Linked DNA regions of Mus musculus: region 2 is linked to region 1. The links are chromatin loops, found by intact Hi-C in ENCODE. Cell type or tissue: left cerebral cortex. All regions are shown on one strand. Each heading gives the region's core, and the rest is flanking DNA. Links, peaks and the distances in the headings are about the cores only. Region 1 overlaps Thrb (thyroid hormone receptor beta). Region 2 holds the start of Thrb (thyroid hormone receptor beta).

What was found. Peaks named below come from ENCODE experiments on the same cell type or tissue, not always from the same donor. Only the 100,000 strongest peaks of a DNase experiment are listed, where the experiment ranks them.
Region 2: a loop joins it to region 1, with 5 times the contacts of the local background. A loop is called at or near these places in 3 of 42 quality-filtered maps.

The regions. Positions count from the first base shown.
Region 1 is chr14:17,855,712-17,871,834 of GRCm38, forward strand. The region is part of intron 2 of Thrb (thyroid hormone receptor beta); the gene reads left to right. Among named protein-coding and RNA genes, the nearest start is that of Thrb, 200 kb to the left of the region's middle. In left cerebral cortex, for the core only: no CTCF peak of the experiment used is centred there; DNase peaks (open chromatin) are centred at 4,523, 6,142, 8,036, 8,569 and 1 more place; H3K27ac peaks cover 1,539 bases.
Region 2 is chr14:17,652,230-17,668,352 of GRCm38, forward strand. It overlaps Thrb (thyroid hormone receptor beta), which reads left to right and starts at 8,731. Exons shown (of 10, transcript NM_001113417.1): 1 at 8,731-8,795. It overlaps LOC115488350, which reads right to left and starts at 9,349. Exons shown (of 3, transcript XM_030248233.1): 1 at 9,003-9,349; 2 at 8,035-8,935; 3 at 7,687-7,702. The coding sequence starts at 9,349. The coding sequence ends at 8,059. In left cerebral cortex, for the core only: CTCF peaks have their summits at 6,938 (motif pointing right) and 8,762 (motif pointing left); DNase peaks (open chromatin) are centred at 6,466, 7,009, 7,610, 8,008 and 4 more places; H3K4me3 peaks cover 3,875 bases; H3K27ac peaks cover 3,681 bases.

The sequences.
Region 1 (16,123 bases), core at 4,155-12,154:
CTGTCTGGGATTTCATCAAAGGTCCTTCCCTGTTAGTCCTGGGAGTCTCTCACCTCCCAGGGTCTCTGGTGCATTCTAGGGGGTCGCCCCCAACCTCCTATTTCCTGAGGTTGCCTGTTAGCATTCTTTCTGCTGGCCCTCAGGGCTTCAGTCCTTTACCCTCACCCACTACCAGATCAGGTTCCCCTCTATCCCCCCCCCCACTGCCCCTCCACCCTGTCTGCTTTCCCTCCCAAGCCCTCCCTTCCTACTTGTGATTGCTTTCTTTCTTCTCTCTCACAAGTGGGACTGAGGTGTCCTCACTTGGGCACTTCAGCTTGTTGAGTCTTTTGAATTCTGTGGACTGTATCTTGTGTATTCTGTACGGGTTTTTTCTTTTTCTTTCTCTCTCTCTCTCTCTCTCTCTCTCTCTCTCTCTCTCTCTCTCTCTTTTTGCTAATACCCACTTATTAGTGAGTACATACTATGCATGTCCTTTTGGGTCTGAGTTACCTCACTCAGGAGGTAACTAGTTCCATTCATTTGTCTGCAAAATGTAAAGGTCCTATTCCATGCCCTTCCAATTTCTTTATCAGAGTTCCATTCACCCCAGAACATATTCGTCTGCTCAGCTATGTTCTTAGGTCTGGATTGCAGAAGAGAGGGATGTTCTTGTATCAACCCAGGACTTCACATCCTAGAGCTTCAAACAAAGCTTTACTGAGACTTCAGACACCCATGACACCCAAGTTCTTCTGTTAAGGCTTCCAGCTTTGTCATAGAATCTCATGTTTCAGAGATGTTGTGTCTGTGTTGCTTCCAAACCTTTTACATTTGTTTGTTTGTTTGTTTGTTTGTTTGTTTGTTTGGTGTGTGTGTGTGTGTGTGTATTTGTGTGTGTGGTGTATGGGTAAATGTGTGTTTATATGTGTGTGTATGTATGTGTATGGTATGTGTGTGTGTATGTGTGTGTGTATGTGAATATATGGTGTCAGTGTGAGTATGAGTGATGTGTGTGTACATGTGTATATGTATGGTATATGTATGTCTGTGTGTGTGTGTGTGTGTGTGGTGTATGCTATATGTCTGTGTTTGTGTATGTGTGTATTATGTGTATGTAGTGTGTGTGTGAAAGTATGGTATGTATGTTTGAGTGTATGTATGTATGTGAGTATATGGTTTGTTTAATGTGTGTGTATAGGGTGTGTCTATGTATATGTGTGTATGTGTGTGTGTGTAAGTATATAGAGTATGTGTTGTTTGTATGGTGTGTTTGTATGTATATGGTATGTATGTGTGTATGATATATATATATAGTGTGTGTGTGTGTATGTGGTATGTGTATATTGTATGTATGTCAGTGTGTGTTGTCTGTGTGTGTGTGTGTTTATGTGTGGTCTGTGTGTGTGTGTAGTGTGTGTATACACACCTGCACATGCTTGGCAGAATCTAGCTGAATCACCTCACTGGCCTGCCATTGTTATTTTAATGTGCTCTACCTTCTGACAATTTCATGACATCCCTCTTCCTAGAGTTCTTTGTGTAATTCTGCCTAGTATCCCTGCCCAATCTCTCTAACCCTGTGGCTATACCTTAAAGATCCTGACTCCAGGTTATCATAGTTCACAGTTGTGGGGAAAGGGGCTTCTGGGACCACAGGGCTATCTCAGTGCTTGCCAGTGTACACTCATGTCCCGAGTATGAGGGCTAATGGTGACTCATCTGAAAGCTCTAGGCAGCATTTCACACTTGGGTCCAAGCAGTACTTATCAGACCTGTTCAGGAATCAATGAGTCTCATATATTCTTTCAAATGATAGTTTTGGAAATTTCTAGAATACTTGCCAAATATTTTCAATTTTTTTTCAAATTTCTAGAGTTTCCAAAAAAATCTAGAAATAATCTACAATTTAGAAATAAATTTCTACACAGAAATGCTATAACTTGTATTTGGAAATCAACTACATACCTTTTGATAGGAGAGAGCTAACTTCATACATGTAGGGCTCCTGGAGGTCATTTAAACTTGCTTATAATCATATCATAACATAGAGAAATTACAAAGTTATATTGTGACTTGGAAAGGAGAAAAAATGAGTTTGTGATACATTTTTCGTGTTATATATGTAAAACGTGTTTTAAAAAAACTTAATAAAATGACATGAGAAACATAGTTCTGTGCAGTAAATGTGAAAAGGCATTCAGCCCCGACAGTGTGCATGGCTTTGCAGGGAGTGAAGCTAAACTGTGTGGTTGGCATTGCAGGGAGTGAAACTAAACTGTGCCACTTAGTAGACCTTACTTAGTTTAACCACAAATTACTGTCAAATAATTAAGCAGTATTGATATATTATAATTTATTTTGAAAATATTTATAAAACACTAAGGAACGCTTATTGGCAACCACATTCTTTAATTTGAAGAAAAGAAGAATCTGTAATCCTGATTCAGATTAGAAATGTGATTTAAAAAAAAAAAAAGAATAAGGAACTAAGAAATTACTTAGCAGTTAGAAACATGGGCTGATTTTTGCAGTTCAGTTCATAGCACTCACATGGAAGTTCACAACCATTTATAACACCATGCCAGAGAATTAAATGCCCCCTTCTGGCCTCCATAGTTATCAGGCACACATTTGGTACCCATACATAAATGTAGCCAAAACATTTTTTAATGAACCATATATGACATGATAATTAATTATGTCATACTAAGTTCTGTCAGTTGTTAAGAAAATACAGAGAAATGATTAGTATGAAGACAGATATTGGTTCTCTGGGTAAGCTTCATCAATCCCTATGGCAACAGGATTTAAGGTTTTAGGTTATGGTCTGCAAGGTCATGTGCCACTTCGAGGATGTTGAGCAGTGAACTAGAAACAGAATACATCATTAATCTTACCATGTTTCTTCAAGCTGTGCTGTGGCTTAGAAACCAAGAGACCAGGAGCTAAGAGGACTTGGTGGGTAAAGTGCTTGCTCTGCAACTGTGAGGGACCCAAGAGTTCAGATACTCAGCATCCACTAAAAGCTGGGTATGACAGAGTGCATGTGATTACTGCTCTGAGTGGGCAGATCCAGCAATCACCAGAGCTCTATAGCTAGCTACTTAACAATCAGTGAGCTCCAGGCTCAGTGAGAGGCCCTGTTTCAAAAATCCAAACTTAACTCCACAGGCAGACAACAGAGTCAACTAACAGGAACCCTTGGGGCTCTCAGAGATCAACCACCATCCAAAGAACATACACAGGCTGGACCTAGGCCTCTCTCTGCACATAGGTAGCAGATGTGCAGCTTCATGTTCATGTGGGTCCCAAACAACTGGAATGGAGCTATCCTAAAAGCTGTTGCCTGGGATATATTCTTCTAGCAGAGCTGCCTTGTCTGGCCTCAATGGGGAGGAAGCCTCACAGAGACTTGAAGTGCCAGGGTGGGGACATGGGGGGGGGCTACCCACTCAGAAGAGAAGGGGGGAAATAGATGGTAGGGGGGCTGGCCAGGAGGGAGAAAGTGAGCAGGATTTAAAGAAAAATTAAATTTAAAAAAAATACAAACTTGAAAGCACTTGAGGAGGGTACCTGACAGACATCTGATTTACATGTGCTTACATTGTGCATCCAACCTTGTGTACACACACACACACACACACACACACACACACACACACACACACACACACACACACACACCACAGAGGAAAGGTAGAAGAAGAAGGGGAAGACCTGCTAGCCTGAGCACCTGAAACATGTAGCTGTTCCTTCCTAGAGGCCATGCTCCTGGCAGGCAAAGAAATGACAGCCCTGACTGGGTGAGAAGGTAATGAAGAAAGGACAGACAGACAGACAGACAGAGGGGATCAAATGGTGCTCTGAGTTCTCGGTTGGAGAAACCACAGTCATTCGGAAGCTCAGTGTGTTTATTATATAAAACCAAATGGAGAGGGGGAGTCATGCAGCTGGACAAGGAGCCATGGGTTACAGTGGATCAAGGACACAGGTTTAGCCAATCTTGGTTGGACCCATGGGTTACAGTGGATCAAGGACACAGGTTTAACCAATCTTGGTTGGACCCATGGGTTACAGTGGATCAAGGACACAGGTTTAGCCAATCTTGGTTGGAGCCATGGGTTACAGTGGATCAAGGACACAGGTTTAACCAGTCTTGGTTGGAGCAGCCTCTGTAGAGGGATAGTCTCTGGACCATAAAAATGCTAAGGTAGGAAAGGAGAGCTGTGGTGAACATTTTCTGCACACTGTCAGTTCTTGCACTGGGAAGACTGGCATGCCTCCAAGCCTGAAGATCTGAGGTCCTTGGCCTGGCTGTACCTATGCCAGCCTCGCACATTCCCTCGGGGATGCTGTCAGGTCTTTCTCTGCTCCCCAAACTTGTGCCTCTTCCTATTCTCCTGTGATCCTCGGAGCTCTTTATAAATTATGTCTCAAGAAGTCAATATTTACGGCAAGCCACTCATCTTGGACTGCACACGACATCCCAGTAAGGAGCAGAAGCCTCTGTAGAAGAGAGCTTTACAAGACAGATTGGAGCCTCCTCCCTGTGGGTGGCCAGAGACAGAGAAAGCTGAGCTGTCCAAAGAGCCTGCCTTGTGCCAGGAAATTTAGATCCACAAGCTGTTATCTATTATGGTTGTAAGCCTCCTGAAACCTGAATTACAGGTAACTAATATTCCTTCTGAGAGCCATAGCAAACTGTAAGTAAACCTTTAATCTCTGGACAAATGGACTGTTAATACTCAAATAGTTTCTTTTATATGCCATGCATAATGATTTGGTAGTCTCTAGAACTAAGTAATAAAAGTATCCTTAAAGGATTCCAACGTCACAACATTTCTAAATTAACAAGGAGGAGGTCTGTACAGTATCTCTTAGAAACAGAACTTTTGAAGTCTACTGTGGAAGGAAATAAGACTCAGATTTCTTAGGTGTGAACTGAGGTTCAGAAAAATCTTTGGAAAGTACCAAAGCAGGATTAGACTAAAGCAAACTTGATTTTGAATCCTGCACGGACATAGGACATGTTCCTGGATCCTTTTGGTCATGCCTTTTCTCATTGTTTTAAAACTGATAACAGTTACATATGTAATACAAATTGTGAGGAACTGGGTGGTGGGTGGGAATACCTGTTTTATCACCTTCGGTTCACTTCTCTTTTTACCTCATTATTAAAATGTATGGAAATACTTCAAAGTCCATGTGCCTGGTCTGCTCTTCTGATGATGCTATGCTTCTTATTTACTACCTACAGTGCAGCAGGCAAATCAACACATGAAATTAGTTTCAAATAAGTAATGTATGAACACATGCTAATATCCACACATATACTTCTGCCTAGCCTCATCCTACACAGAAACCTCTATTGCCAACAGAAATATCAAGAGCAGGGCACTGCTGATGCTCCTACCACTCCACCCAGAACAGCAATAGATAGCGAAGAGGCTCCCAGTAATGAACATCTCCACATGCCTCCACAAAAATTACTTGCTCGGTCACTGATATTAGAGGTAAATGCCAAAGTACATCTATACATGATAGTGTGTCAAGCCAAATTTCTAAGGTGGGAAAGTAGATGAGCCAGTTCGTGGTAGTCTGTCTAGAAGACAAATCATATTATAGAGAGAAAAAAAAAGAGGCTCTTACCTCTTATGCTCTTGCCTCTCTCTTGCCTCTTGCCCCCTTACTCCCAATTCCCTCCCCCTATCCACATGGCCATGGCTGGCCCCCATTTCACTACTCTCTACTTCTCTTTGCCTTTCTCTGCCTCTGCTACCCTCTTAACTCTCCTCCCCATGTCCTGAATAAACTTTATTCTATAGGAGAGAAAGAGAGAGAGAGAGAGAGAGAGAGAGAGAGAGAAAGAGAGAGAGAGAGAGAGAGAGAGAGAGAGAGAGAGAGAGAGAGAGAGAAGCAAACAATGTTGGGGGATGTTCTTGTAAATTTGAGCTTGCATGTCAATCTCCTAACGGCCTTAGCCTGCTGGATCTTGGCCTCAGACATTGTGATCCAGTAGGTCTGTAAGTAGGACAAAGATTATTTTTTGACCCAGACAATGCCGCCCGCCCCTGCTGGCCCTGGGAACACTATGTGAGAGCCACTGGTCTGCATAATCTATAAAATGAATTAAGGCTTTTCATATTTCTATGTGCAACAGTTGCAATAAAACTGGAATGATCTATTTAAAAGCTAGAAGGAGTCTAGCTAAGAAATTACTCAGCCCTTGTATTCCCACCTCCCCCCCCACACACACACACACAGAGATAGATGCATGCACAGACACAGGCACATATGCATTCACAAACTAGTCTACAAATGAGAAAATTCAGTATTTGTGGTTTTGAGTTTTGCATATTTTGCTGAACATGATCTCCATTTCCCTGCAAGTGACATAGTGTCATTCTTTACCATTGAGTACAACCTGGTTGGGGCCACCTGTCAGCTCAACTTTGTTCCATCATCTATTGATTAATGGGCAGCTAAGCATTTTCAGTGTCTTCATTTTGGTGGATGGTACTGCAGTAACATGGAAGTTCAGGGTGTCTCTGTCATATACTAACTTAGAATCCTTTGGGTATACATCTAGGAATGGTATACCCATAACCACTCTAAATTTTAAAAACCCAATTACTATGTATTTCCTTTTTTCATTTAGCATTGCCATAGATGACAAAAGCTAACAGACATCACAATTCTAAATGATGCAACTGTCTAGTCTTTGCAGGACATTGACTCATAAAAACATCATGTCCTGTCTCAACAGTGAGAAGGTGTTTATAGCTGTTTCTAACAGCTACCCAACTAGGCATATGATAAACGTATATATCCTATGACCAGTGATGACAGGGACTCTGGCTGGGTTTGCTTACGGGTCAGTGGCTAATTAGGAACAAACTAGGTAGCTCTGTCACCATGATTGGGAGTGCTTGTGTGCTGAGGATGGCTGCATATGGGCAATGGTGTTTACTAGAACAATGAAAATACTGTAGCATCACATTTTACTCCTCCTCCTCCTCCTCCTCTTTCTGTTCCTCCTCCGCCGCCGCCCCCCTCCTCCTCTTCTTCCTCCAAACTAGTCCAGGCATGCTGTCATGGTACAGGCTGAGGAGCAATGCCCTGTGCCAGTAGCACTTTTAAGACTTAGGATTGAATCATGTCTGCCAACAACCAAAGCATTCCTGTGGCTGAGCTAGGACTCAGAGCAAAGATCCATACCAGAGGGCATGAACATGGGAAGTTGCAAATCTTACTGGTCCCTCCTCCCACCTCAGCACTTGTCAGAGGTCCCAATGAGTTTAGTGGGTAAGAAATATTGACATAACTGATGTAGCCAAAACCAAGATTCTGTTTTTATGATGATATGACTGAATATCTATGAAAGTCAAAGGGCTCTAGTAAAAACCTGTCATCATCAATAAGGATTTGTAACAATAAGGATATGCCACATCAATAAGGATATGTCACATCAATAAAGATATGGTATATATGTATCATATATATTACCTGTATAATATGCAAGGTGGTTAAATTTTAAAAAACAAATAAGTAAATAAATGTAGAAAATAAGTATATTTTGTACTACAATCAATTGCTTAAAATTATCTATTAAATACTAACTGTATGCCACAAGATAGTCCTGAGCAAATGAAACAGAGTTCTTTTCCTCGTGGAGATCATCCTTGAGCTGGGAATGTGGAAAATAAACTACTCATGAGGTAATGAGAGCTATGAGAAATCTGCTTTCCCAAATGAAATCACAGATTTGGGGATTGAGCCATGAACATGACTTTTATAAATACTGTGACGTTCAATATCCTATAAAATCAGTAACCATTTTAAAAGAGTGATAATGAGTGAGTACTGGGGAATTATTGGGGAAAGTACTCCTGGTCCAGCTGTGTTATAGATATCATAAGATCTGAGAAATACATGGAAAGTATTATACCATTCAGTACATGTGGTTTCTCCAGAGTAGGAAGTGGTGGACCTTCGAGGTGCATCTACCCTGCTGCACACACTCTGGGAATACAGGGAAGCAGCAGTGGGCAATGTTCCACCCTGGTTATCCTTGACATGCCCACGCTGCCCAAATTTGCACAGAGTTCTGGTAGATCCTGCCAGAACTGGCCTCTACGGGCTTAAGTAGAAGGTCTTGAGAAATAAAACCCCTGTGATAGTGTATTCATTTGTCCTTCATTCTCCAAGTAGCCAAACATTATCACTAGCCTCTCTGGTAGCCATTGCTCAACATCAAGTGAGCAGAACCCACAAGCTAGTCTCTCAAGTTCTTTGTGTGGTGAGTGTATGCTAAATTCCAGGAGTCCTGAAAGGTTCTGCCTCAAAGCCTGGGGCACAGTGGGGTAGTGACCTGTCACTCAGCTGGATACAGCCAGAGATGTAATCGGTTGTTTTCATAGTCATTGCTTAATCAGTGAGAAGACATCAGTGCTGGAGCTCAGAGGCAGCGTGGGCATGTCGTTGGTAACCAGAATGGTACACTGCCCACTGCTGCTTCCCTACATTCCCAGGGTGTGTGCAGCAGAGGAGATGCACCTCGAAGCTCCACCACTTCCTATTCTAGAAAAACCACATGCACTGAATGGTATAAAATCTGGCATGTTTACTTATGGGGACTTAAAGGTGGACTTAAGCAGAAACACAAGGCATTCTGGGAGTTCTGTTAAGAACTTGGGTGTTCTTACTCATGGTAAGTCTCCAGATGCCCCAACTTCAGTAAGTGCTAAGAAGAAACTTTGTCTCTTTGATCATCGGAATTATATAAGCAGTAGAAGTGTGGTAATTACTCCTGGGACTCTCAGCAAGCCAAGTGAGTTGAGGGTGAGTTCCAAAAGCTGTTTGCAGATGGTGTGGGGTACCTGTACCAAATCCAGGATGCTCACATAAAGCTCACAGTTAATTTCTTGGAAAGCATCCTCAGCTCAAATGATTGAACCCACTTGCTCCAAGCAGAGCTGAGACAAACTCTGGATTCTGTCCTTCTGTCTCTCCCCAACTCCACTCTCTCTCCCTCACATGTGCGAGTATGTTTCTAAAGACATAAATTCAACCTGCTCACTCTCTAATGTTATTTGTACATATATGTTTTTTTAAAACATCTGCAATATAACCATACCTAGGGCTCAGGATTATTGAGGAAAAGATGTGGAAACATTTTAAGAGCCATAAGAATAAGCATTTGTTGTGAGATTTCTCTTAGAAATGTCACAAGCTCCACTCATAAACTCTCATCTTTGTAAAGGTCCCTCGGGCCCACTGCAGAGCTCTGGGTTTCTTCTATCAGTTCTTCTACAGCAAGCACAAGTCACCTCTCCTCAGAAACGAAAAAGTGCATAGAGAGCCCAAAGTATTTCTGGAATAGATTTTTAAAGAAACAACCGATTTCCATAAGCACGCTTTAAAGACATTACCATGCTGACTTGTAGAGCTGTGTGGAAGATTAAATTCTCAACTGGTTATAAATGTGAGAAGAGTGCTTGCTTTGAGGCAGAGGACAGATGGCCTTCATGACTCCATCTTTATATTTATATTTACATTTATATTTATATTCATATTTATATTTATATTTATTCTCTCCTCTTTATAGTGTATGAGGTAGACACCTGTCTGAACCATTGTGACAAGGCATGAGGTCTATGTCAGACAGCTCTTGAAACTTGTACCCAATAACTACCAGTGTATGACTTTCTGGGACATGTTTTCTCTTGACCTCATTTTCTTATTTACAATGACCATAAATAAGAGTGACATAGGATGTCATAGGCCATTTAGTCTCAAATATTATTGGCCTCTTAATTATTTTTCAGTAATTACTTGTATTAAACCAGGCCAGTTTTACTGCATTTGCATGGTATTCAAACACATAAAAAAAAAAATTAAAAGCTGTTTGTGTGGTTTCCTGAGGGTAAAGGTAATTCCTGGGGGTAGGGTAGGGTAGCTTCTGGAGAATGATAAACTTCAGATTTTTTTAACTAGGTGCTGGTCAATCTAGGTACATGTTTATAAGGGTGGTAGACTTTAATACAAAGCATAAAGTCTTTTCTGAGACACTGTCACCATGTGTAGCCCAGGCTGGCCTGGAACTCACCTTGGCTAGTCTGAAGCTTGCCGTCCTCCTGCCTCAGCCTCTTTCATGATGGAATCTGACTGGGATGCCAGGCCCAGCTGCTGGAAATTCTTAATAAAGCATGTTCTTTTATGTTTTCATAGTTCTTTTGCACACTGCCAGCCACAGAGATCCGATGCTTTGGGACCGATATGTTCAATAAAAAGTGAATATCAAGCTGACCTTAGGGCTTTTTAAAAGTAAGAGTAATGCGTCTGCACCTACATCTTCCAAGACTCAGCAAGTCTGAGGTGCAGATCCGAAGTGTGTGTGTGTGTGTGTGTGTGTGTGTGTGTGTGTGTGTCAGATCAGAAGCATGTGTGTGTGTGTGTGTGTGTGTGTGTGTGTCAGATCAGAAACATATGTGTGTGTGTGTGTGTGTGTGTGTGTGATCAGAAGTGTGTGTGTGTCAGATCAGAACCATGTGTGTGTGTGTGTGTGTGTGTGTGTGTGGCAGATCAGAACCATGTGTGTGTGTGTGTGTGTGTGTGTGATCAGAAGTGTGTGTGTGGCAGATCAGAACCATGTGTGTGTGTGTGTGTGTGTGTGTGTGTGTGTCAGATCAGAAGCATGTGTGTGTGTGTGTGTGTGTGTGTGTGTGTGTGTGGCAGATCAGAAGCGTGTGTGTGTGTGTGTGTGTGTGTGTGTGTGTGTGTGTGTGTGGCAGATCAGAAGAATGTGTGTGTGTGTGTGTGTGTGTGACTCTAAATGTAAAAATTCTGAAGCCCATGTTCTTAAAGTTGCTGCGTGTGAGAGTTTCTAAAATGTTACAGGGCTAGAGATCTGACTTAAGGGGTAACAGCAAGAGTTGGTCAAGCATAAGGACCTGAAGTCAAATCCCCAGTCATGTGAAAACCTGGGTGTGGCTTCATGTGCCTTAGCCCTGGCACTATAGGAGAGTGGGAACACAAGAGTTAATAGGGCATGGAAGGTATAAGGTAGACTGTAACTGAGCAAGACACACTTCTCACATATGCATGGGCACACATATGTACATATGTGTATACACCCATGTACATATACAACAAACACACACATAATTAAAAATAGTAAAAAAAAAAAATCCTTTAATCCTGGCACTAGGGGGGAAGAAGCAGGTCGATCTCTGTAAGTTCCAGGCCAGCCTGATCTACAAAGTAAGTCCAGGCTAGCCAGGGCTTGTTGCACAAAGAAACCCTATCTCAAAAAATGTTTTAAATCAAACATTTTAGCTTAGGTACACCTCAGAACTTCTGATCAATTATTCATCATCCAGATCTTTCAAAGTTCCCAGGCACAGCAGTGAGCCCTGTGGCACTATGGCTGGGGAGAGGGAAGGAGCTGCTATTCTCAATAGCATATGAACCCAGGGAATAGTTATTTGCCTTCAGCTAATTCATCAGCTTGACACTGTTTGTCGAGGCCCATGACTTCCACATACAAGACTTTTTTATATGTTTCTATAATGAGTATGTATTTCTTTTATAAGGCCTTACTGTCCTCTCTGGCCTACATTTTAAAGCAATCAGAATACTCTCACAATCCCTTCCTATAGCTCCTGCATTTGTAGTTCTTCTGCTTCTGCCCCACTGTCTTCAAGTAAGATGAGGATATGCAGGAAGCAGAGTCTCTGAGGAAACCCAGTGTCTCCTAGGTTGGCAGTAGATGCTAAGAAGTCAGGTTACTCCAGGATGAAGAGTGCCTGTGATCTGATGGAAACTTGTTGCTTCACCTAACTGTGTGCTTGCTGAGTCTTCTCATCCTTCTAACCTATGGGCTCTACCTTACACAAAGTGCCTTCGAAAGATTCCTCCTCTAAAGTGCCAGATAGTGCCCATACTATGTCCAAGAGGCAATGTTTACTGGGGCTGGGAGAGCCTCCTGGCATTATTAGCAAAGAAGTAGAAGCTGATCCATGAGTGAAGCCTCAGAAGCAAGGGTGTTAACCATCTTCCCCCTCAAGAAGTCCTGAAGTTACAGTGTTCTGTGCAGAAAGATAGCAAAACAACATTCACTTGTGGCTTTGAAATGCCAACATAGTATGCAGAGAGCCCTATGAGGCTGGCATCCCTGAAGAAGACATGCTTCTGTGGGAGAAATGCCCTCCCATGCATGGCCCCAGGCTGCAGAAGTAGACCCCTAATCACCACTCATGGGGGTTATTTCTTCTGGAAGGGGATTTGGACTCATCCCTCTTGCTGGCACACTGAGCACGGGACATGTTGCTGTGCATTATCAACCTATCCCTTCTGGCCATGCTCCTTTGTTAGACTACGGCTTTTCTCAACATCATTATTTAAGAGTACATACTGCTATTACATGTATCAATATTACACATACTGGGTAGTTTTAATACCATCTTCTGGTCTCTGAGAGCACCTGCACTCCTGTGCACAGATACATGAACACAAAGAGAGAGAGATTCCTATGTATGCTTGTGAGTGCATGCACACACCAAAATCTTTTTTTTTTTTTTCAAAATAAAAATCTTACAACTAGCCTCTGAATTAGGTCCTGTGCTAAGAGATCGCCAGGAATTAACACGGGATAGATGATTCATCTCCAAACACTCCATAATTGCAGAAGACAGCATTTGTAAGTGAGTTGCACATCCTGTGATACTGGCTCGTAGCTTCTTAGCAAAAGCTTTAGACATTTAGCTTCTGACTGAAGTTCGCATTATCCTAAACTAGAAAGCCACAGCAATGCTGTCATTTGACCCGGTTAATGGTTGGGTCTCATTTTTCCAAATAACTCCTGCCTCTCCAACTGGACTCTAATGGAAGATCAAAGAGCTCCTCAAGGTCTGGCCTTTCCTTCGTTCAAGATGTGGGTTAATGCTGACTACACTAGAGTAAAATACAAGTATGTCTGACATTTAATTCTGAGTGTCATCAAAAGACAGTGGAGTTGATGCACAGGTAAATATAAGAAACTGAAAACTAAGTGAAGAGCTGGAGCAAGTACCATTTAGATTAAAAGACCAGAGTGCTTGCCTGAACAGCCAATAGCCAATACAACTAAGCCACTGACCATTGCTGGTTGTGGTAGCCATGTTTTAGTTGCTCAATAGTAATTAATGTCTGGATGAAAGACACTGTGGAAGGAGCTATGCCCTTCCCTGACCAGTTAGACATCTCTAAATGCTCCCCCATCCAGGAAGCCTCCTGCAGCTGGGAATTCAGGCATCTGCCAAAACTCAGTCTCTAGTCCTAAGGATGCTCAGTTGGCCCAGTCCTGATACTAAAGCCTCAGAAAGCCAGGGACACTCTACAGCTCATGAATGCCCCCCTTTTCCAGGGTGTGTAGGTAAACCTAAGAAAGTGGGTGAGGCTAGGAAGCCCCAGTTGAATCCAAGAATGCTGCTGTGCTTGGCAAACTTGCTAAAATAAAATTTTAAGTTTAAAAAAAATCTAGAAGAAGTTTAATATCTTAATGAATTTTGTCTTTATACTTGAGATACTGAACTGGAGACATGGCTCTGCAGTCAGGGCACTTGCTGCTCTTCCAGAGACTCCAGATTTGATTCCTATTTGATTCCTACAATCCACTTTATAGCTAACAACTATTTGTAACTCTAGCTCCAGGGCATCTGATATTTCTTCTGCCCTTCATGGGTTCTGTGCATGCATGATGCACAGGTATACATGCTGGCAAAACACCCACATATGTAAAATAAAATTAATTATAATTATAAGCACTTGACATTTAAAAACACCACCACCAACAACAAAAAACTTCCTCAGCTATGGCTTGTCAAAAGCCCCATCCAGTTTCTCAGTGGTGTCAGGAGCAACATGTACCAAATATTTTCTTGCTAGACCTACTTGTTTTTAAAATTATCACTTACTGTGGGGATCTCTTGAATAGGCTCTCTGTCTCTCTTCACATTCTCATGAGGGTCTCTGTGACTACCCGGAGGAGGACAGCCATGGTCATGTCCTGCCTGTCACAAGACACAGCTGCCCTGTAATTATCATGTAGTGTTATATTTCCAAAAAGAAAACGTATCTTCCAATCACCTGAATGTTTGTGTGTATAGGTAGAGGAGCCACACATCACCCACTAATGTGAAAATTGAGGATTTTCAAAGTTGCCCATGCTAACATTTGCTCCTGTTTACATTTAACTTGGGTTTTAAGAAACCAGGATGCTAAGTTTTCAGACCAAGGACAGCATTTAAAATCTGATTATATTAGGAATTGGAGTGTTTGGGTTGGTTGGTTGGTTGGTTGGTTGGCTGGCTGATTGGTTGGTTGGTTGGTTGGTTTTAGATGTGATATTTCAGAAAATTAACACATTTTGCAGTATTTGTAGATTGTTTATCTTGTTGTATCTGAATGGGACGACTGCACTAGGTGACAGTGTGTTACTAGAAGGTAGATTGCAGCTAGTGTTGAGGGAAAGTCTCCTCAACCTCTGGAATCAAATCAGTGGGGATTACGGTCTTTAGCTGAAAATTATAGAACTTCAGATCAAAAATGAACTAGAGATGTGCTATCTCTCAAAGTCAAAGCTCTGGAGACAGCTTTGGAATTTGTTTTTCCATTTCATTACTCTGCCTGCCCTGTGGTGCTTTTTGTCCCTAGGCTATCCCTTGAGTCACATGCTCTTGTATCTCCAAGCATATATGTAACCTGGTTACATGCATAGTGGGTGATACTGGAAAGAGAGACCATGAACTCTGATGAGGGTCCAATCGCTTCATTAACAACCCATCTCAACAGTGCAACCTGCTCAGGTGCTGGCTGGCTAAGAGGAGTGATTCTCTTTCAGAGGACCACAAACTAAGGACTCAGGAAGTTTCACAAGTAGCCTACCTAATTTTGGTTGTAATCAGCTAACATTTCATACTTGATTTGTGGACAGGCCAGTGAGCAGTAGCAGGTGCAAGAAATCAGGAGAAGAGCAACAGAAACTTCACAGCTGAGAAATTGCATCAAATGGTATTTTTAGGAGCGTGGTTAAATTTAAAAAGAAAATTCACCAAAGTTCTCCTTGCTACTAAAATGTCCCAATGTAGTTCACAGTCCATCAGTGTTTTACAAGGATAGAGTACCCTCAGAGTAGCCAGAGGGCTAAAAGGAGCTGGAGCCCCCCTTGCAGCCAGTCTCCATTTCTAACATTCAGTCAAAGTGCTGATAGTGCTATGTACAAAAACAAAATTGACCATTAATGGCATGCCATGCAAAACTTGTGATGCTCTTATTAATGCTCAGAGCCCCTTTATGACACAGGGCTCCAATGGTTCAGATGCTTCTAATGAAGAAGCCACATTGCTAGAGGGTACATTGCTAGAGAGCTAGTCAGTGGTGGAGCTGGATTGGACCCTGAGCATCTGAGACTTGCAAACAAAGCCAAAGAGAGCCCTGTGCTGGTGTGGCAGGAGCAAGGCTCCCTAAGCTTTGGGCTGCTTCACTGTGCTGCACACAACAGCCATCTTCTCTGATTGATCTACCACATGCTCTGCCTTCCATTCCAATAGATGACAAGGAAATAGTCAGGCTACATGAGCTCTTTGCCAAAGTCTTTTTCTAGAATTTCTGGAGAGACAGTTGGATTCCAGCAAGTATAGTTTTAAATCCCACTGGAGCATATGTTATGGTGCAACCTTCATAGCAAAAGTGAGGGAGGAGCTCTTACAACTGAGACACACACATGGAAGGCAGGGACCACCATCTTCCAAAAGGCATGACCAAGCAGCTCCAGCTGTTTGGAACTTGCACTTTGTAATCTGAAGTTGATGTTTATGACTAATTTTACTGAGAGTCTCCAAGTAAAATCACCCCTCCCTTAATGATTTACTATCCTTAAGTTTTAATGTCCCTGTGGGAACTGTAACTGAGATGAAGCCATTGAAGTTTTTATCCCAAACCTACTACTTTTCGAGACACAAAACTGAGAACCTGAGATCTGTTCATGAGATAAGAATTGTTCCTAAACACAAGACAGAGCCTGTGATTGAGATAGGAAGAAGGGTCCAAACCAAGGCCATGTGCTCTGTGTCAGGCCAGGGAGCAGAGAGGAAACACTGTG
Region 2 (16,123 bases), core at 3,199-11,198, 200 kb before region 1:
CAATGGAGAATCTCATCCAAATTGCTGAAAACAAGTAAAATTGAATTTATGAGTGTCATTCCTGATATGACTCACTCAGAGATTTTAAGGATTTGCACATAGCCAGTAATCATATGAATCATATTATACTTGTTATAGCTGGAGGATTGCATGTTCTGGGAAAAGAAGTGAGAATTGCTTCATTCCTTCTGAAACAGAAAAGATGTTTCCCCTGAATATTTAAAAATTATTTTCACTTTTGTATTTTGTTTTAGTCTATTCACCATTGTTGTAGCAAAGTACCTGAGTTACTTGCACAAAAAAAATGACACTTGTTTAGCTCGGAACTTTGGAGGTGATCTGGGCTCTGGCAGGTTCTTCGGGTTTATCACATGGTTTTGGACTTGGGGAGAAACCATACAGAGAAACAGAAGCTAGAGAGTGTGTCAGAGGCAATTTAGCAAAACTAACTCAAGACCCTACCAGAAGTGAATTCCCCAACTGCATGAGAGATTCCAAGAGAACCCATTATTATTACCTCCAATTGTTTAGTTCCTGGTAAAATTGTCTTTCGAATAGCTAAAAATGAAGGTTCAATTTTAAAGTTCTTGGTTTTCTTACCTTACTTTCTCACTCATTCTTTGCTTGAGGCACCTTAATCAACCAGAGCCTTCTTGCTAGTTTTTTTTTTTAATTCTTTGCTAGTTCAACACATGTAGATGATGTAGTTTGGTAGTTTTCACCCCGTTTCCCTCTTTTATCCTCTTGCCTCTTCCCCTTCTTCATTCCAATAAGTCTTCCCACTTTCTTGTCTTTTGTATTGTGACCCAGAGTTTAATTGAGATTGCTTGTGTGAGTGTGGTTGTGTGTTCCTGTGTGCTGGTGTGTGTTGGTGTGTGCTGGTGTGTGTTGGTTTGTGTTTTGTGTGTTCGTGTGGGGGGGGGCATGTGGGGTGTGTTAGTGTGTGTGTTGGTGTATGTGGGGTGTGTTGGTGTGTGTGTTGGTGTGTGTGTTGGTGTATGTTGGTGTGTGTGTTGGTATGCGTGTGTGTTGGTGTGTGGGGAGTATGTGGGGTGTGTTGGGGTGTGTGGGGTATGTGGGGTGTGTGTGTTGGTGTGTGTGGGGTATGTGGGGTGTGTTGATGTCTTAGTAGGGGGCATTTTCTGTAGTATGGAAGATGATCAGTGGCTAACCCATTGTATTAGTTAGGGTTTTACTGATGTGAACAGACACCATGACCAAGGCAAGTCTTATAAAAACAACAATTAATTGGGGATGGCTTACAGATTCAGAGGTTCTGTCCGTTATCATCAAGGTGGGAGCATAGCAGCATCCAGGCAGGCATGGCATGGGCAGAGCTGAGAGTTCTATGCCTTCATCCAAAGGCTGCTAGTGGGAGACTGACTTCCAGGCAACTAGCATGAAAGCATTAAGCCCACACCCACAGTAACACACCTACTCCAACCAGGTCACACCCATTGCTACAAGGCCACACCTCCAAATGGGGCCACTCTCTGGTCCAAGAATATACAAAGCATCACATAGATCAACTGCCAGTTTCTCCACAATGGTAGTGTACTGGCTAGTTTTCTGTCAACTTGACACAGCTGGAATTATCACAGAGAAAGGAGCTTCAGTTGAGGAAATGCCTCCATGAGATACAACTGTAAGGCATTTTCTCAATTAGTGATCAAGGGGGAAAGGCCCCTTATGGGTGTGACCATCTCTGGGCTGGTAGTCTTGGGTTCTATAAGAGAGCAGGCTGAGCAAGCCAGATGAGGCAAGCCAGTAAAGAACATCCCTCCATGGCCTCTGCATCAGCTCCTGCTTCCTGACCTGCTTGATTGAGTTCCAGTCCTGACTTCCTTTGGTGATGAACAGCAGTATGGAAGTGTAAGCTGAATAAACCCTTTCCTCCCCAACTTGCTTCTTGGTCATGATGTTTGTGCAGGAATAGAAACCCTGACTAAGACAGGTAGAGTAATGGTACTATCTTAATGCTTTCATTTTCACACAGACTATCAGTGTGTTGCTGGTTTCCTGCAGCTGCAGATGGACCCTATAATTAATAGTAGATTTTAATTTTGACTAGAGCATGTTTGTAATGCTAGATAATATTCTTGACAGAGTTCATCTGGTTTTGAATATTTTGTCATGATACTATAAGAATGAACTGAAGTCCTCTAGCTGCTCAATTATTCTGGTACTTCAAGAAGTATCATTAACACAATTGTTATATATAATCACTAAATGTTATATATAATCAAGTCTTGTATATTAAATGATACATATTATTATCTACATTTATTGTATACTATTTATACTGTGTAATAGAATAACTCAGACTTGACATGTGGCCAAAAATTTTATGCCTAAGCATGTGCCAGATAAAATATGAGTTCAAGCATCCATATAATTATTTAAGAACGTAAACAGCCGATTTATTTGCAATAGCTACAAGGTGTAAAACACCAAGAACTCATCAACTGGAAATGGAATAGACAAATTGTGGTCTTATTGTATGGTAGAATATGGAACAGAAATTTAAAGTAGAATTTTCAAATCTACATAATTAACATAATTAAATGGATATATCCTAAAATGTTACATTAAATGAAAGAAAGCAGATATAAGAAGTAGCATACCTTTCGGTAATGTTTAAATGAAGTTCAAGGTCTGGTGAAACTAATCAGTAATCACAGAAGCCGACAGTGACCACCTCTAAAGGGGCCAAGGTTGGCAGAGAAGGAGACATTCCCATTTTGCTGGGACTGTGTTCTCTGTTGTTCTGGCTACTGATAATCCAATGGCATAGAAATACAAACACTGAATTGAACAATATCATTGAGGTATTTTACCATGTGTCTACTTCAGACCACTAAACTTATTCATCTCTGAATTTTTTTGAAGCCTAACCTTTTGCTTTCTCTAATCTGCCTTGACACAGCAAACTCTATCTATTTTCATTGTATTTGTGAAGAGATGATTTACACTTCACCGGAGTTTGGCCGAGTGACAGTGTAAAGTAACACTATGTACCACAAAAGCAATCAATACATTTTCATGTTTCAGTAACTTTACACAAAAGAAACTGATTGTTCGATGATGGAACAGTTCAGGTGGAGGAGACTCTTTCATCTCCTCGTGGTGAGTGAAGGACCTTCCAGCTACAGCTTAGTAGTAGTATCTTCTACATCTAGCTGGGATACAAAGGGTGAGAACTGTGTGGCAGTTCTCTAACTAGTAGCACGCATGATTCTATGTTTTCTTTTGGTTACTGTTCTGTCACATATCTAAGACCTAGGGACATGTTTTAGTGATTCCCACTTTCTGTCCCACATGCCTGCCCCATGACTCCCTCCCCTTTGTACAAGCAGAAGGACTGGCTCAGTATATATTCTGTGCTGGTGTTTAGGGCCTAAAATTGAGCACATTATTTTGTGCTCCAGGATTAGCTTCCCCATCTTGAAAGTGGACTGTGTGATACTGTTTTGTTGCATTTACGAGAAACCTTAAGATCTGTGAGGTACTTAGGCTAGAACCTGGGCCATGTGTTTAATACGCATGAACTACTAACTACATTTCATGCTCCATGCTATTCACAGCAACACGCAGTGTCTTCTGTACCTACATGTTCCTGGTTTCTGCCACAAAAAAAATAAGTAAATAAAAATAAAAAATGGTCTGTTGTACACGACTATCTTCCAAACCAAACAACAGCCATAATTGGGAGTTCAACTGTGCACCCTTGTAACAGCTTAAGGTGGCTAAGCTTCTTGACTGTTCACATCCCTTCACAGGGGTATAGGAGAGTACAAAACCCTTGCCTGAGAATATGGTTATAGAGGCATTCTCCATTGGTTGTTGGAGGCAACGCTGCTTTAATGGCCTCTTTGGGGAAGGGCTACAGTATATAGTCTAGGAAAGATAAGGTTGGGGCTCCATATGTGTGGCTATAGGAAATCCCTCATTCCTAATGGTAAAGACTCTCCAGGTGGTGCCTTTTCAGGAGGAGCACACACACCTTTGTAAGTAACCCCTTACTTATGCTTTGTAAGGAAGCCCACTAAAGTCATTTGCTCCCCAGAGTGAATGTTGGTGCAATCAGGCTTCTGTCTGTGTTTGGGGCCTTAGAAGGTAGGGGACGAGTAGATGCTTATATTTCCCCAAAGGAAGGAATTTTAGCTATAGGCTCCAGTCCTTCTCAAGGGTCAGCTCCATGAGTATGTGTCCTACACTGCTGTGCTTGCACAGGGCTTAGTGGCTCTCCTCAACTGGGAAGTTGAACATCAGATATTTTGTTTATCAGTTATTTACATTACAATTCATAATAGTAGCAAGGTTACAGTTATGAAGTATCAATGAAATAATTTTATGGTTCAGATCACTACAACATGACCCCACGTAACAAACATGTAACAAAGGGTCACAGAATTCGGAAGATTGTAAACCCAGGGCTTAACTGATTGCTCCGCTGTCATCAAATTGACTTCACTAATGATTTCATTTTTAAACTTGCATTTTATAAGGAAAATTTGATAGTACAGGGAGCCATGTGCATGCACACAAGAAATAGAGAACGAAGGTCTCCCACAACTTTCTCTGGTCCTTCACATGTAAAATGTCGGTGTCCGGTGAGCATTCCAGAGATGTATTAGGTACGCATGCTTCATTGAGAACTGAGGAAGAACACAACCAACACAAGGGGTCATGGTCTCCATTCAACAGAACTAGCTTTGAGCCTAGTTAACAGCAACTGAGGATGCCTCCATGTACTTCCTTACTTGTGGTTACTTGCCACTAACTGATGGCCTGAAAGTGAAGATGCAGAAGGAAGGGGCCTTCCAGGTCTCTTTCACACAGTACTATGCCAAAGGTCCAATGCTGGCATGCAAAATAAGCACACATCAAGAAGTGAAATAGAGTGTGCTTTGCTCTGCATTCCCACTGCTCCAGCATGACAAGACACATGCATATATATGATCTGCAATAGTTGCTCAGTGCAATACTCCAGGTGAGTTAAACCCTCATGAACTGTATCACTACAGACATGGCAAAACACATGAATTGTCAAGTGTGCAATGATAATTTAAACCATTTCTTTGTCCTTGTTTGGAATATTAAAAACACACATAAAAATGCCATGACAGTCCCAAAGACAGAATGCAGAAAGCAGGACGTAGCTTTTAATTTTGTACCTCCTTGACAATTTTTCCTAACTTCATTTCTCACATTTGGAGCTAATAAATAATAATGCATTCAGCTACCTTCTAAAGCCAGTCTTACTGGACCCTCCCTCTTCTGGGCTCTTTTTGCTTCCTTGCTTGATCTGATTTGGCAGTTTATAGTCAGCCATTCCCCTTTTGAGGTCCCCATCTGTGGAGTCATTCAACCCCAGGCTGAAGGTACTCCAGACACCCTGCATGTATACTGAGCATGTTCAGTCCTCCTTCCCTTGATGTTAATCCTTTAATACAGTATAATACCTATTTGCATAGCATTTAATCTAGAGGTGAGACACAGGTCAGAGAAGTTAAATGTTGGTTACATGCAAATACTATGCCATTTTACATATGGAGTTAAGTCACCTGCAGATCCCAATAGCTATGGAGGGACACTGGAATGGTACCCCAGAGACACTAAAAGATGACTTTGTGTCTTTCTCACTGCCACCCATTGGTTTTGAAACTGTCATCTTCCCTAAGTGGTCTGTCAAAGGCTGTGGGGGGTGGGGGGAGTTTACAATTTTAGGCCAGAATGCCTGGGACTTTCATATAATGAACGTAACGATTTAGATTCTCCAGGGCTAGGTCTCAGGGCAGAGCAGCAGGCTCCAGAGAAAGCTGTTTGGTTAATGAAATGATTTAATGTTCCACCCCCCTCAGGAAATCTGTCCACAACTCCACAAACCTTCAAGAACTTCCTGTGTCTGAGTTCTTAGAGGATGGCCCCACTCCACACCCAATCCCACATGGCATTCCTTGTCATAACTACCATCTTTGATAACTGGTCAATTCTAATTTGTGCTTTATTTCTCCCACTGGATTCTGATTCACAGGCGCAGTAGGTAGGGACAAAGTGTAGTCATATAAGAAAGCTAAAAAGATAAGCAGTGCTCACAAATGCAGGAATTAAGAGAGAATATTTTTAAAAACACATTTTACCATGTTCAATAAAGATCTATGGCCAGTTGCACTGTGACCCATGCATGCTCTTGTTGGGCTTCATGTTTCATACTCTTTCTTGCCTAATAGTTCTTTAGGAAACAAACAGATGGCTTTCTTCCTTGACTGGAATCATCAGTTTGAAATTCATAGACTGGTCAGGAGGATGGTGTAGGTGAACTGTGATCCTAGGTTCTGAAAATAAGCAACTGTGCATCACAAGCCAGCAAAGATGGCACCTGAGACCCTGTGCTCCCAGGTTAGGATATCTTTTGCTTTCCCAGGAGTTCTCATGACTCTGAGAATTCCCATGACACTGTGTTGTGTAACAGATTCTTATGGTAACCCCTTACCACCACCCCACCAGCTCTGCTCTCTCAATACCCATTCAAATAGAATCCTACCAAATTTCCTGTTGGAGCGTTGCGATTATATAACACTGTTACAACCAGTCTTGTAAGCCGTTTAATACTTTCACTGATTCTCATTTCATAACTTTCCAAGCAAAATGAAATCAGACAAAACCATCTGAACAAAGAAAAGTAATCTTTTGATGTTGTTGTTATAGTTCATTTTTAGTATGTGGTTTTCTTCAGAAAGAATTTAAGAAAAAACATAGCTCAGAATTATACTAGAAGTATAACGTCCAGGGATTCCGGGTTTCCCAGGGGCCTCTTGAATTCCCCTTTCTAACTTATTACAGAGCTGTTCACAAGTCTCCCCCCCCCCCCCCCCCCCCCCCGACCTGGGCCAAGCCAGGCTTTTCCTTGCAGCCACCAGGGGGCTGTCTGGTTAGGAACTGGGTAGGAGAAGCTGCAGCTTTCCTCCAAACCAACCAAAACCTCCCAAGGCAGCTTTGGAGCAAAGCCCAGGAACTCGCCTGCAAAACAACCTTCACTCTAGAGCCGGCAAGTTCTTAGTGAAGCTTCATTCCGGGTGAGGAATAAAACACGGATTTCTTACAAAGAATTCAAAGGGCAGCCGAGTCTGTGCTGGCCGCGGGGAAAGGCAACGTTCTAGCAGCTGCTTTCTCTCCTGAGTCCTGCTTCTGACTCGCCACAGTTGTTAATGCTGTGACAGGAGGTGTGTTGGCCTTTCTTCTTTTTCCTTTCCTGTGGACTGCCCAAATAACACCCCCGGGGGGGCCTTATCACCCGTGGGGAAATCTAGACAACTCTTTAAAATGATCTAGACATCATTCCCTTTTATACCGTGTTACAAGAGTATGTTGAAGAAAGATTTTTCAAGGTATTTTTTTTTAACAGTGTTCATAAGAACATAATTGTATTCGGTCCTTAATCAAAGTAGTTTTGTCGCAATTGTTAACTTCCCATTGGCTGCGAGTTCTCTGAGCACTCTGCGTTTTTCCAATAAAACCTACCTCCAAGGCGTAGCTGGAAGACTGCCTGGGTCATCTGGAACAGCACACTGTCGCCCGCTGTTTTCTCCCAACCTGACCTTCGGAACTTGAGGTATGGACATTTCAGCGCTATGCTTGCAAGTGCAGAACCCTTCCAGGGTGGAGATTATTTTTGTCTTCTGGTTTTGTACTTATATTTCTAGGACAGAGGCGAAATAACGAGGTGTCCCTTTAAACCCTACTTGTAGAACCAACCCGGAACACACTCAGTGAGGTGTTGGGGGGGGGGGGCACTTCTCATTTAGGGCAAGCAAGGCATTGCCCATTGGTGTGGGGGAGCAGAGCGTCCAGAGCCACAGGAGGATCTGAGCGCCCCGTGTTTCCAAGCGCACCACAAGTGGTTTGGGGGCGGAAGGAGGAGCGCGGTGACACCTGCCGCGCCTGTCGGGCGACTCAGGAGGGTTGTGCCCCTGGAGATCCCCTCTATCTCCTGTCATTCATACCCTACCCCACCCCCTGTCACACTCCTACCTCTTCAACTAAAAGAATGATGGCTCAAATGGATCCTCCACGCTCCTGCAGTTGGGTGGGTGGACGCGTGTCCACCAGACCCGCAGCTACGTGACCCCGGGGGAGGGTGGCGCACAAGGCGCCGTTACCGCAGAGTCGTAGCGGGGGACATTTGCACATAAGCGGCAGGTGCGCAGGGCACTCGAGTGGAGGGTTGCTCGGGCAGTGGCAGGGAGCACAGCCCGGAAGCCATTTCGTCTCTGATACTCTGGCGGAGCCAGGGTGGCCTGAGCCTGCCGCAGCTGCTGGGAGAATCGAACAGGCTAGAGGACCAGAGGGGAAGAACGGTCGGCGGTTCGCCAGCGGCGGAGGAGCTGACACCCTAGTCCCTAGTAAGGCTACCGCGCTGGGTCCTCCGGAGTCGGAGACTCCGGCCCTGCACCTCGCCGCCCGCGCAGGTCGCGGCAGAGAGGTCGCCGGTGTCCTGGGACCCACGCTGCGCCCCTCAGCGTCGGCGCCGGAGGAGAGTTGACAGGTCAAGGGAATAGGGCTCGCTCGGGAGCCCGCGCAGTACTGGACCCCGTGGCGGAGGGGGCGGAGCGGGGAGGAGACTGCGGCTCGGCCGAGCACGGCGCAGCCTTGGGCGGGCGGCCGGCCGGCGTGACGCGGCGGGATTAACTTTGCATGGCTAATACGAGCACCAGAGCTGAGGCCACCGGCTGCTCGGCCGCAGCTCGCCAGCACGCCGCCTTGGGGCGCCACCTCCAGGCTCCAGCGCTCTGGTAACTTGGCAGGGTGGGCGGGCGTGGGGGGAGGTCTACAGGTCTTGCGGGCCGGGCGCGGGTGGCCAGCGACGCGCTCTGTCCTTGAAGCTGGCCTCTGAGACCGGCTCCTCTCGGGCTCGGGCACCCGGTGCAGGGACCTGAAGCCAGAACCCAACTAGGGACAAGCTCCTTGTGAAATGGAGTTTGACGTCCTGGGCTCCGAACCCAGTGGAAGTTTCCATGAGGAGGAAGTTGTAGGGCATGGGGGTTCGGAAGAGGCTGACAGGCGCGGGGGTGGGCGATTTAAAGGGACTGTGGGTCTCGTGTCCCATCTTTTTGGCTCCTGCACAGGAACTCCAGGCTTTGGAAAGGAGAAAGGTCCTGAATAAGCTGCTGCTCAGTGCCAGTCTGCCTCTCATCCGCTCCGCAGGCTCCCTCCCTCCAGAATCGCTCTTTTCCTTTGCTTCTTTTGGGTTCTGCATGTTTGTGACGATCCGGGTGGTGTCAGCTGTGCTCCCTAAGACCGGGAAAGACGTCTTTGGAGGGTTTCTATTGTTAGGGTTAGTTGTCATTTTGGAGGAAGATTTCCCGTGACTGCAGTGGGATTATTATTGGAGCTAATTCTTAAAGCCTTCTGGTTTGTTTTTAAGAGGGAGGGGGCGGAGTGTGCATACGTGGGTTGTTTTTGGTTTTTTGTTTGTTTGTTTGTTTGTTTTTAATTAAAGGCTAACTGTATAATTTGCCCCAAATGGGAAGTTTTTAAAGGGTCTATTAAGCATTTCTATAGTGAGTCAAATAAAGAAAAGAATACCTGGGCAGGCAGGTTCGCTATCCCATTCTGCCCTTTGCACACACATGAAGAACTCAAAGACTGTCGAATCAGAAAATAACATTGCATAAATTCCTCCTCTTCAAGTGTGGTTGATCCTAGATACTAGTGATCAGTTTTTAAAGACCTGTTTAAAACTGAACATTCTTTGTTCAATGCATGAAAAGGAGAACACAGCAAGCAATTTAGTTAACGATGACCGTATTAAGTAGTGTAGACCCGTTGGGGAGTTTCTTTATATGATTTATCTCTGGTTTAGCATGTTTGATGATACTGTAATGAAATATCCTCACTGTGTTGCAAAGGAATAAAATTTTCTTTTTGGTAAAGAAACGTTCTGTGATTCATTCTGAATATTCTGGATGACTGATCTCCCTAATTCACTTCAGCTTGTTATTTCCCGTTCTGAAAGAAGTCATGAACTTGGTACCATTAATGAAAAGGTGTTTCGTGGGAAGTATTTTGGACAGGGGCAGATTTTAGAGTGTTTTCATGCTGATTGGCCGTGCTTCAATTGACCCGGAGAGATATTAAGTAAAAAGTGCATTTGCTTGAGCCATTTTATGTGAAGAAATTAGTGAAGAATAACTTATTGCTTTCCCATGTTAAATAGATACTATTAGGATCCTATATTTTAAATAAATTCCAATTGTTTATTATATACTGGAAAAGAAAAATCTGCTTCACTTTGTGAGTAAAGGTAAATGGTACTGAACTGCTTCAGAATTGCTAATTTTTAATGAAACTGTTCTTGTTGGCATTACAATGCAAAAGCTTAATCTCATTGGCATTGAGGTATTGCTATATAAAGTAACTGGCACTAGAAGGGGGATAAATATTTGACTTCTCCCCTTCCAGCTTCTTTGTGGTAAATTTTGTATTAAAAAGAAACAAGCTGCAACTTCCCTATAATCCAGCACCTCTGGAAAAGGATGACTTGTTAAACAATTCCTAGGAAGGGAAAGCTGAGGCCCGCTCCTTCCCTGCTTGTTTGTAGATGCTGGTTCCATCCAGCAATGGATGCTTGGAGCTACCAGACAGCTTCTATACTTACTGTGTAGTAAGCTTATCTTTTCTATGGAAATCAGTAGAGGTGACTGGCTTCTTTAGTCTCTTGCTCTTGTGGAGGTTACATGCCACCTTCTTAGTAGGCAGGCTTTTTTTCCCTGTGTTCTCTCTGAAAGATCCTCTGCTTTTTGATCTGTTTTTCCCCTCAATACTAGCTATGGTCAGAACTGTTCTTTTGTTCTGATACTTGTGAATTTCCTCTTTAACACTGAATTCTGACTATTCTAGATGACAGCATGGTGTTCAGGAGGACGACAGTGTTCATATCTTTTTGCACTCTTGTTCTACCAGCATTTGCAAGAATACCTAGTACTCCATAGGCACTGGTAAATTTTAACTGAACAAATTAGAAAAAACATTGCCCTGACCCCAATGCCTGGCTAAGTACTTCAACCATTGCCATTTTGGACATGCCTAAAATCTGGTGAGGTGTGAAAACACTTTCTCTCTCTCTCTCTCTCTCTCTCTCTCTCTCTCTCTCTCTCACACACACACACACACACACACACACACACACACACACACACACACGGTGGGAGATGTCAGTCTTTGCATCTCTCACTCTCTGTTGCTCTCCATCTGATAACAGCTGATCTACCTTTTTATATAGTTAATTCTTCAAGTTCCTCCTCCCAGGCTTTGCCTTGGCTATATCAAAATACTCAACAGTGCTTCTACCTTACACACCTCCTGTCCCTTTGATTACTGAAGACATTGACCTTTAGTTATCTGAGTTTAGGCTGGATCTTACTCCAGAGGCATAGTTAGGACCAAGACTTCTCATACTTTGATGTCATAACAAAGTCCCTGGCTTTGGCAGTTCTGAGGGACCAAGGGCTGTCAGTGATAACATTTAGGCTACAAAACTTGTGGCAGGGGAGGGAGATATCAGGCTTGCTGAGTCTAACATAACTCAGAAAAGTTCTTGGTGATAGATCTAGAAATAACCTGCTCATTACTGTGTGCTTTGCCTGGGTTTCCCCCTCCCCCCACCTTTTTTTCACTTTTATAAACATATTCTGAACCAGGAGATTATGAGGAATATGCAGTTATCTGAGTTTTCAAGTGACCAGAGTTTGGTACCTAAAGAGAGTCACTTTCAAATCATTATTCACAGCATTTTTTTTTTTTTTGCCAGTTCAAAACACAAGGAAACTGTAACTGAAAATCATGGTAATTTATTTTTATACAGAACTAAGTTTTAGAAATGTGTCTGAGTAAATACATCATAAAAACCTGCAAAATGGAGCTGAGGAGCTCAGCAATTAAAAGTGTGTGTTGTTCTCAGAAGACCTTAGTTTAGTTCACAGCACCCACGTCAGACAACTCATAAGTGTCCATAGTGTCTCTAGAGCATCTAATATCCTCCTCTGGACTTCTTGGACCTTTGTACTTGGATACACATACCCTCACACATATGCATAGATTGTAAAATAAATAATAAAAATAACCATTTAATTAAAAAATCCTATAAAATAATGTTAGTACTTTTAATAGTGAGAGGGAAGAAAAGATCAATGTTTTGGGAAATGAGAATAATAGTTGTACCAAAATACAACGGGCTTACTGCTGTAGTATATTTAATTTATTGCCAAATTTTTGTGGTAACCAGTTTACCAGAAAAAGCGGATAGGGTGGAGTGGGAGGGCCTATCTGGATTTGATATTTAGGAGAATCAATTAGATGCCATTTGCAGGATGTTTCCCATGGTACCTGACAGAATCACAGAGAATAAAGTAGACCTCTTTAATGTGGTCATATCTCTGACAACTTTCAAGAGGAGAAAAATGAAGAGAACATGATGAGGAAAAGACTCCTGATGGAGATTTCTCTGTGGGGCTAAGCTGTTCCAGTGGTCCAGGTTCTGGCATATGCCTCAATACTTAAATAGAGCTCAGAAGATGAGTGGGATCAGGGACTAACATGTCCACTAAGCTAACTCTTTTGATATCCAGTGTCGGCCTGGATTTTGTCCCAAGCAACTGGAGAGGACAGGACAGATGGGTATTTGAACATGGCCCTGTAGTAGTAGAGCTCCTGAGTAGGGACTCCTAATGCTTTGGGTCTTGATCTCTGTAGATCTGCTTTCAGGGTGACATGTCTGTTTTCTTTTCTGTCCCACTTCTAAATTGTGATGAAAGCCTGTGTGGGGGTTTGCCCATCCCTAACATGGATTCCTAGAAAGACCTTGATACTTGGGTACAGTTATTGGAAGAGGATGGGTCAGGGCAGCTTCTTTTTCGCTTCCAGGTCAGCGTGAGCAACATCTTTCAACATGGCTTAGCTAAAAATGGATTACATGAGGAGCCAGAGCATGTGATTGTTTCTGTGATTGGGGCTTGAGCTTGTGTCAAAGCTGGATAAGCAATGCATGGCAAGTTAGCATGTTTGTTTGAAAGCCATTTCCGTGCCTTGATTTGATTTCTCAGCCTGCAGGTATTCATTTATCTACCATGTACCTGACCCTGTAGCTAGTGACAGGTGGAGCAGTGTGCAAAGATTAAGCCCAGGTGTGCTTCAGTGTCCTCCATTGATGAAATAGGCATGCCCTTTGGGGTTTCCTCTAAGATCCTTGGCTGAGGGTCAGGGGAGGATAAAGTCACTTTCTTTCTAAGAGCTGCTTGTCTTGTGGTACTTCGAGAACCCCACCAGGATCCACCAACTGAATCTAAGAGCTTGAATGTATTGAGGCTAATGAATTTCTCACAGAGTATGCTCATTTCCACTTTAATTTCCAGAACTTTCTAGTGCATTATAGAACTTGAGCAGATACCACGTCCAAAACAGAATCTCAATCACATGCTGTCATCCTTTGAGAGTCAGAGTAATGATTGCCGCCAATGCTAATGTGCTTGTCTCTACTGCCATAATTTTAGGGAGGCCCTAAGCCATGTGTGCAGGCAGCTCTTGGTCAGTGAGAAGCCACCCTCTATGATGAAACCTGCTATTTTTTGTCTAAATTGATAGTCAGAGGGCTTGGGTTTGAACCCAAGAGGGTTGATGAACTGTGTCTCTGGAAACATGCTCTGGCCCTTTCATTACCACAGACACATATCCTCCAAGGTGCACCAAGGTGCAGAGAATGTGTCCAATGGCCAAAGATGTTCATGACATGTTAAATCTGTACAATATGTATATCTAGACTTAAAACCCAAAGTGACCATATTTGAGTCTTTGGCCAGAAAAATATAACCTTGAATTGCTGCTAAATAATAATTACCGAAATTGACATTTATGTAGAGGTTTTTGAAAGACCAAACACCTAGGTGCAAATTCATGACCTAAGTTGTAGTTTGAAAACGTTGCTGATCTGCACATCTGAATTCCATTTTATCTTCTTCATCCTGACATTTTCTACTAGTTTTCATGTTTCTGCATCCTCTTTTACCAAAACTTGCAAATGTGTACCAAACATGTTCTCCACTCAACACATGCACATATGTGTATTTGTGTATTACTAATGGAATATTGCCACCTCATGGTGGGGCACATCCAACATTTAGAGAGGATCTGCTAAACTGTTATTCGTTCAAGTCTCTAGAGCCCAAAGAGGGCTTAAGGAAATCGTTGCTCTCTTTCATGGTGCAGAATTTAAGGAACTATTGGAGCCTTGAGTAGTAAGTCAGCCTAAGTCAAAGCTGGAGTACAGGTGGGCAAGTGGAGGTGCCTGCTGGTCTTCTTTGTTGAGGGGTTTAGTGGCAGGCATTGAGGAATCCACGGAATATCCTGACCTTTTGACATCTGTTGCTCCTGTGCAGGCAGAATAGATCAGAGACTGCCCTCCACCATCTTAGTGTTTTCTCAGGACTGGTTTCCCAAGGTTCAGCAATGTGGACCCAGCAAAGAATGCTTGATGCTAACAACTATGCTATTTCCAGCCTTGTTCATCTTTTTCTCACATTTCTCTGCTGTATGCACCAATGTCTTACCAACCTACATGCCCAAGGTCACAGAGTCCGTCTCTGTGTCCAGGATATGCCATGTTCTTACACACAGAGGCAAAGGCACTGCTCATGTCATTGTATGAAATGTTACCCATGCCCACATCATAGCCCATAGATCCTGCTCTCCCTTTCAGCCCTTTCTCTGACTCCTGGACATGGTGGTAGAGCCTGTCTTTTACTATTAGCCTGTTTGTTCTTTGTCACTTATGGCAGAGAAATCCTGAACATAGCAACTTAATATAAGTGTCCCAGAGTCTGATTTTACACTGGTGTGTGTTACAGATGTCCAGGAGTGAAGAGGGTAGATAATTAAACCTGCACTATCTTCATGTTCGTTGAGTGACTGCGCATTACATGCATACATATTTAGGAAGCAACGAATAGCCAGTGTTCCTCCAGAGAGTGTGTGGACCTGAGTTCTTGGTATTGCTTTTGTTTTGTTTTGTTTTGTTTTGCTTTGCTTTGCTTTGCTTTGCTTTGCTGTGTTTTGTTTTGTTTTGTTTTGTTTTGTTTTGTTTTGTTTTGTTTTGTTTTGTTTTGTTTTGTTTTTCCAAGGCAGGATTTCTCTGTGAAGCCCTGGCTGTCCTGGAATTCACTCTGTAGACCAGGCTGGCCTCGAACTCAGTGATCTGCATGCCTCTGCCTCCCAAGTGCTACTGATTCATACCATCACAGAAGTGTTTCACAGATTCACACCATCGCAGAAGTATTTCACTGTTATTTTAGAGCCCTATTACTTTAAAAAATACAATCATAATAATGTACACCATCTCTTGACTTATTTTTTAACATTTAAAGTAGTAATTTGCACATGCAGAGAACAGCCAACTCTGCTTTATTTCCATTACAATCCCACCTATGATGGTTTGTATATTCTTGGGCCAGGGAGTGGTACCATTTGGAAGTGTGACCTGGTTGGATTAGGTGTGCCTCTGTGGGTGTGGGCTTAAGATCCTCACCCTAGTTGCCAGGAAGTCAGTCTTCCACTAGCAGCCTTTGGATGAAGATGTAGAAATCTCAGCTCTGCCCGTGCAGTGCCTGCCTGGATGCTGCGATGCTCCTACCTTGATGGTAATGGATTGAACCTCTGAACCTGTAAGCCAGCCCCAATTAAATGTTTTTTATAAGACTTGCCTTGGTCATGGTGTCTGTTCACAGCAGTAAAACCCTAACTAAGACACCACCCAAGCCTGCCTATAATTTCTGCTATCTTCCAGTACCTGAAGATTTTGACTTATGTCTCAAATGTAGCCAAAGCACTGAAAACCAAATGGCAATATACATTTGTCTGATTTTTTTCCTTTAAGAAAACAAAGGACCATAGGAATTTAACACCAAATATCCCTTAAAAATAGAAGCCATGTTTTCTGAGGTTGATTTATTCTGGAGCTTAGTCCTTACACAGAATTCAACAAACAGCCACACTCCTGGGGCCTTGGAGGGTATAAAAAATCTCATTCATTTAGGTTTCTAATTGTAATGTATACTCTGCAGATTATTTACTA